Linked DNA regions of Mus musculus: region 2 is linked to region 1. The links are chromatin contacts, found by POLR2A ChIA-PET in ENCODE. All regions are on one chromosome and are shown on one strand. The core of a region is the stretch at or near the end of the contact, and the rest is flanking DNA. Distances in the headings are between cores, read along the strand shown. Region 1 holds the start of Trmt44 (tRNA methyltransferase 44). Region 2 overlaps Acox3 (acyl-Coenzyme A oxidase 3, pristanoyl).

What was found. ChIA-PET counts read pairs that join two places held with the same protein, here RNA polymerase II (POLR2A).
Region 2: POLR2A ChIA-PET joins it to region 1 with 10 read pairs in Patski. The contact joins the enhancer-like site here to the promoter of Trmt44 in region 1. POLR2A ChIA-PET finds 5 or more read pairs at or near these places in 2 of 5 experiments (Patski and embryonic stem cell).

What each region holds. Positions count from the first base shown.
Region 1 is chr5:35,573,658-35,576,601 of GRCm38, reverse strand. It overlaps Trmt44 (tRNA methyltransferase 44), which reads left to right and starts at 1,532. Exons shown (of 11, transcript NM_030208.3): 1 at 1,532-2,043; 2 at 2,408-2,522. The coding sequence starts at 1,557.
Region 2 is chr5:35,606,921-35,609,864 of GRCm38, reverse strand. It overlaps Acox3 (acyl-Coenzyme A oxidase 3, pristanoyl), which reads right to left. Exons shown (of 19, transcript NM_030721.3): 15 at 2,668-2,783; 16 at 1,433-1,607; 17 at 778-845; 18 at 43-129. Among named protein-coding and RNA genes, the nearest start is that of 4931431C16Rik, 20 kb to the right of the region's middle. Within about 2 kb of position 1,469, at least 1 of the 3 ENCODE cell types and tissues checked has a DNase peak (open chromatin) inside an H3K27ac peak, as active enhancers do.

The DNA of each region.
Region 1 (2,944 bases), core at 283-2,782:
AGATGAGGTCAAAGATGCGTGTTTGGCTCTTTGGACCATTAGAGCAGAGGCATGTGGTTGTTGTGCTGATATAAAAACACAGCTTTGACCTTAAAGGGAGTGAGGGATAGCTTAGTCTGGAGACAAATATGAGTGACTATGGTTTAAAAACTATGTTCATACGTGGTGACAGTTTTTTTAATAGTAACAAAATCCATAAAGTAAGTATTTTTAAAATACAAGGATGGGTACCAACAGGTAGGTGGGTTAGAACAATGAGGGGAAATTGCTGGAGACATTTTTAGCCTTCATGTTGGTGGAAGCTAATAGTTTGTACATTCCAAAGGATTTAACAAATACTTTGTTTCGGACCTCAGGTAACAAAGTAAGAAATGAAAGACCCACAACGTGAGGACTCCCCCACGTTCTGACTCAGGAGAGGCGACACCCCAAAATCACCCACAAGAAACGGGCCTGTTGCAAAATGCAAGAGGATTTTTATTCAAGAGCGCTCTCGGGCCCACGGTCATACACCACGAAGGGGTAGAGGACCGTGGCGCCCCGAGTAGCTGAGTAAGGGGGTATTTAAAGGAAGAAACCACAACTCAAGGAGGTGGGAAGGGCATTGTTGGAAAATAACAAAAATACCAGTTAAGAGTCACAAGGAAGTGCAAAGTTACAAGAGTCACGAGGAATACCTGGTAATTGTGAGGGTTATTTTTCAAAACAGTTTCTAAGAGCCCCTAACAAAAGCACATTTGTATATGGCAATGGTCAGGGTGACTTTCTTTGAATGAGCACTCTTTGAACCCAGGAAGCGGGTGGGTAGAGGAATGTCGCTATCTGTTTTATGATTAGCATACCTTTACAAAGGCCACATTCCCAAGCCTGGGCCTAAAGGCCTAGAATTCTGTTTTTACTTTGTTATACTTTCAGAACGTCTGTGTTATAGGTTTCTTATGTTTTCTGATGCCAGCTTTATCTTTTGGGTTGGTAGGAGGTTACTTTCTGGCAAGTTAATGTATTCCAGTCAAAGAATTTGGAGTCAGACACAGGTGGGCAATGCATGGCTATAAAGGAGCTAAATAATCGCCCAAGGTAATGCTAGCTTTGGGTCCGCATTCCAATTCTTTACAATCATGAAGTTGTAGTTAGCCAACCAGCTTTGTAGAATCCTTCATATAAGTGTGGCTTTCTGCTGAGTGTATCAGTTACGTCTTGTTTGCTCAAGTAACTTCCTCTCCTCTCAGTATTATTAGCTTTGTCGTGAGAGGTGGAACCTCTGGGGGCAAAATTTCATTTAGGGGGCACGAATCGGATGTACCGCTTGGGAGCTCTTATTTCCAAGCAAGAAAGCAAGCAGAGAAGGGGTTGTACATTCAGTCGTTGAGGACCCCAGGAGGCTGTATCCACTGCGGCCCACACTCTGCTCCTCCCGCGTCCCAGGCTCCGCCAGCGGCTCCGAAGCTACCGCCCAGCAAAAAGGACAAAGGGATGGCCTTCCGGGTCCAGGCTCTAACTCCCGTGAGTCAATGCGCTTCCGGGTCGCGTCATCCCAACGCGCCGAGCGCGCAGCCATGGAGGAGCTGGGTAGAGTGCGGCTAAGCGATCCTGATGCCCTGCTACCTGCAGGCTTCTGGGCCGCCGTGACCGTGTGGCTGGAGAGGCCACAGGTGGCCAACAAGAGGCTGTGCGGCGCCCGCATGGAAGCCCGCGGGAGAACTTTGCGGTCCCACGCCCAGGCGGAGTGTGGACCGCGGCAGGGACAGGGACACGGGCTGGAGAGGGAACCCGGACAGGCTTCTCCTAAAGGAGAGCCAGAGTCGGGACCTAGGGCGAGCCGCGAAGGCACCGCTCCCGCGGCTGACCTGAACTCGCTATGGGACCGAGTCTCCCAAAGCCTCGTCCACGCCAATCCGGAAATGCTGGCCTTCCTCTGTGGCCCCTCGTTGGGTCCTCAGCCTGAAGCCGCGCAGGAGCTCGACCTGATTCTCAGGACTGTCATCCCGAAAGCGAGCCCGCACTCCCCACTCACAGAGCCGAAGAAAGAACTGGTAGTGCAAGGTAGGAGAGTAGTGGGAAGAGCGCAAACAGACTGAAAAGCGTTCGCTTTTTGAGACAGGGCCTTATATGGCCTGGAATTCGCTATGTAGAACAGGCTGGCCTCGAACTCACAGAGATACACCCGCCTCAGCCTTCCAAGTACTGGGATTAAAGGAGCGCCACACCACCCACCACCCAGCTCTGGCCTTGTATTGTCTAAGTGCTAGCTATAATGGTGTGTCCAAAGTGTAGAGCCCTCTCCCCAGTGCTGGACAGCCACTAAGGACTGGAAAGCATTACTCTCCTGTCCATCGCTGCTCAGTTCTACTTCCAAGGGATCCGTTTAGAGCAGTTATGACCTGATAGCCTTGTCTTTCCCCCTCAGATGTCTCCAGTGGGAGTGTCACCTTTTTGCCCTTGGAAGAAGATAATGAGGGGAATTTGGAGGTTAAAACGAGCAACGTGTATCAACTCCATCTCCATCACAACGAAGGAGAATGGTAAGAGCTGGACGCTGCTGTTGCACCACTATGTGATGCCCATCCCGGATGTCCTATCAGCAGTCAACTGGAAGATTCTGGGGTACAGAAGAGCCAAGGTCTTGTGTTGGTTGGCTGATCTCAGATGTATACTATAGTCACCACTCTGCTGGTTCCTGGCGCTGGTACTGGATTGGGGATCACAATGTAGCCAGAGTCCTTGATCTCTATATTCCATATGCCGGTAGGGGTGTACAGCAACTAGCTGGGGTACTCTGTTAGTCAGCTTTCTGTTGCATAATACCCAAGGGAGTCAACTTAAGGATGCTTGAGGGCCAGTGAGATGACTGTGCATAAAGGTGCTCGTTTCAAATCTTACAAGCTGAGTTTGATCCCTAGAGCCCACATGTTCTGTGAGCTGTCCTCTGTCTTTTAAACACACA
Region 2 (2,944 bases), core at 220-2,719, 33 kb before region 1:
GGAAATTGTGTCCTCAGCGGCCACAGGGGGCATTCCCCTTACCTCACCATCAGCTTTGGCAATTGGGGAGTTCAGAACAAAGTCGGAGGGGGCGATGACATCTACCAAGGCCACCGCATCGTCTTTCAGCTGTTGGGAAACAAAGTTCATCCACTTGGCTACGCCCTACAGTCTCCATGGCAACCATGGAGTAACAAAGCCCCGCTGCTGGTTGCTACAGTGAACTGGAAACCTGAGCAGGCACAGAGTGGGGCCTCACCGGTCTGGGTTATAGATTCCCTGGGTGTGTGTTTGCATACTTCTACCATGTCGCCATTGACTCGGGACAGCCAGCATTTGTTGTTGCGGCAAGGCTGGGAAGCTGGCAGATGTGCTGAGTGCAGCCTGTTAGCGTGTCCCCTGAGGCGCATCCCCAGCCTAGGGCCAAACTGCCGACTGCTTTTTCTGAAGCTGGAAAGGAAGTCCAGAAGCCACAGGGGCAGAAAGTGCTCCTGAGCTCCTGCAAAAGCTATCACACTTGCAGCTGAGGCGGTGGTTCCGTGACCCCTGCTTCCTCACACAGACCGTTATTAAGCCCCACAGAGCAATCTGCTGTGGAGACACCCAAGGACTTTCTTGAAATGCATACAATTTTTTTTCCTTCAAATAACTCCTGCCAAGCACACTGAAGTTTAATAACGTTTGGGTGATGGCAGAGCTAGGGCAGACAGTCTCGGGGTGATGGTAGAGGCCTCACAGTGGGGACAGAGAGAATTCCCAACAAAGGTGGTGACTCACCTGCTCACACAGGGTCAGGATGGCGTCCTCCATCGCTCTTCCTGTTTGTTCCCCAGAAATGTAGCCACCTGCAAGCACAGCTTTGTCAAACACTCCTCAGCCCTGTGGCCACAGCATATAAGAAAGGCCTTTTCCATTTAGTCCCATGAAGCCTTTTGAACGGAGATGTCAGGGTATCAGAGCACTAACCAGTCTACTGTGATGTCTGGGAAGAAACATGCTGGCTCCAGACCAGTTCTGAGGTTCCCTGTCACCCCTCACCCCCGCCACTCCTGTGCATGTGTCAGACCTGGTTAAGGAGACATGAGAGAGGCAAGGGCCTGAGGCTTGGGGACCACAGGGGGAATAGGGATAGGCAGGTGTCAGCATCAGACCACACAGGTGCCCAGCCGCACTTCAGGTGGATGTGAGGGGGGCTGGCGGCCTAGAAGGGTCATGGGGCTATGGTATGTGGGGCATGTAGGCCCGTGAAGCTACTGGGGGACAGAGTAAGGGATCAAGCTCCCAGTAGCCTTCCTGTAGAATATCAACAGTGGTCTATGTGGCTGGGAATGTGTCAATGGCGAGAACTACTTTCAGGATGATTTTTTTTCAGCAAAGAGAAAGGTCCCTGGGTCACTGCTTTCTCAGACAGCCATCCAAGTAGCAGCCTCACCTCGGTAGAGCAGGGCCATGTGCTGGCTCAGGCACCACAGGCCGTAGAGCGTGCTGAGCCGCCCGAGCACAGTCCGCAGAGATGGAGACAGACCGGAGCTGTGTATATGTTCGTGGAATCGCTGCATCACGGTGAGTTCCATGAAGGCCAGGGCCAGGGGCCGGCAGCCGTACACCTGCATCGGGACAGAGGCCTGGTGTGCTGGAGGCAGCCAATCAACCACCTCTGTAACTGGGTCTCCTATGAGGGGGACGTCAGAGAACTGGAGACTGAGGTCTATGTTGGAACGCCGATTCTAAGTCAGCACCGTGAGGCTGAGCAGCATGGGGACACAGGATGGCACCCACAGAAAGGATCTCCGGGTGAAGCTAAGCCCTGTGAAGGGAGGCTACCACATTTACACACTCCAAGATGGCCCACTTTCCCTTGGCCCCATGCCCAGCCCATCACTACAGCACTGTGAGTGGTTCCAGGGCACAGGGCCTGTCCTCTTCTGTAGCTGGGGATGATGGAGTACAGGCTCTGCTGGACAGGGCTAATGCTTAAGGGTTTCTGAAGTGCAACCCCCTTCTCACCCCCCCTCACCCCCCCCCCCCCCCCGTTCTTGGACCCCGTGTTAAGACTGGCAAATAGCCACAGGCTCTGCAGGATTCCCTCTAGCCACAAACAGATCACCTTCCCTAGGGAAGCTAGCCACCAAAGGCCCTTTCAGTGGCCTTCTCTGACACCCAAACTGGCTGCTTGCTGGTAACTGCCAGCACCTCTTTCCCTGCCCCCACTGCACTGCCTCAGTAGAACTTTTAAACCCACAGAGGAGTTTAGATCCACGTAGGTGCTGGTTGACTGTGAGCCCAAGCCTATGCTGCTTTGAAAGCAGGAGATACCCAGCCGGGAGGGCAGAGAGCAGGAAGTACTATGGCCCATTCCTACCAAGGCACACTAAAGACAGTGACTGAGAAGGGCTGAACAGAGGGGTGAGGAAGGAGGGGTGGGCCGTGGGGGCTGCTGCCCCACAGAAAGCCCTTACTGTGTGGGTCCATGTTCTTACAGCCAACACCCCACTCCAGCAGCAGCTACTACCTGGCACAGTAAATACAGCACCCTACATCTCTCCCACAGGCACCTAGGCTAGTACTGACACTCTACGGTGCAAGGGTGGGGCCTGCCAAGGCGCTGACTTCTCTAGACAGACACTGGAGCAAATGGGACAGATGTCAACGGTGAGACAGACCTACCTGGCTGTTGTTTCTTGCTTCAAAGTCACTGCCTCTGGACTTTTTCTCTTGGCAGTATCTCCGATGGCTCTCTTGGAGCAAGTAGCAAACAAGCCAGCGGTAGGCTGCCAGGGGGGCTTTGGGAGAGACAGGGAAAACAACTGAGAGCACCTAGTGCCACATATGTAACCCCAGGTGGACAGCACCTCTGGCCAGGTATGCCCTGGTGGTCTGTCCGAGGATGGCAGAGGATGGGGTGGTTTTGCAGGCAGGCAGGGAAACCCAGTCACAGAGGGTA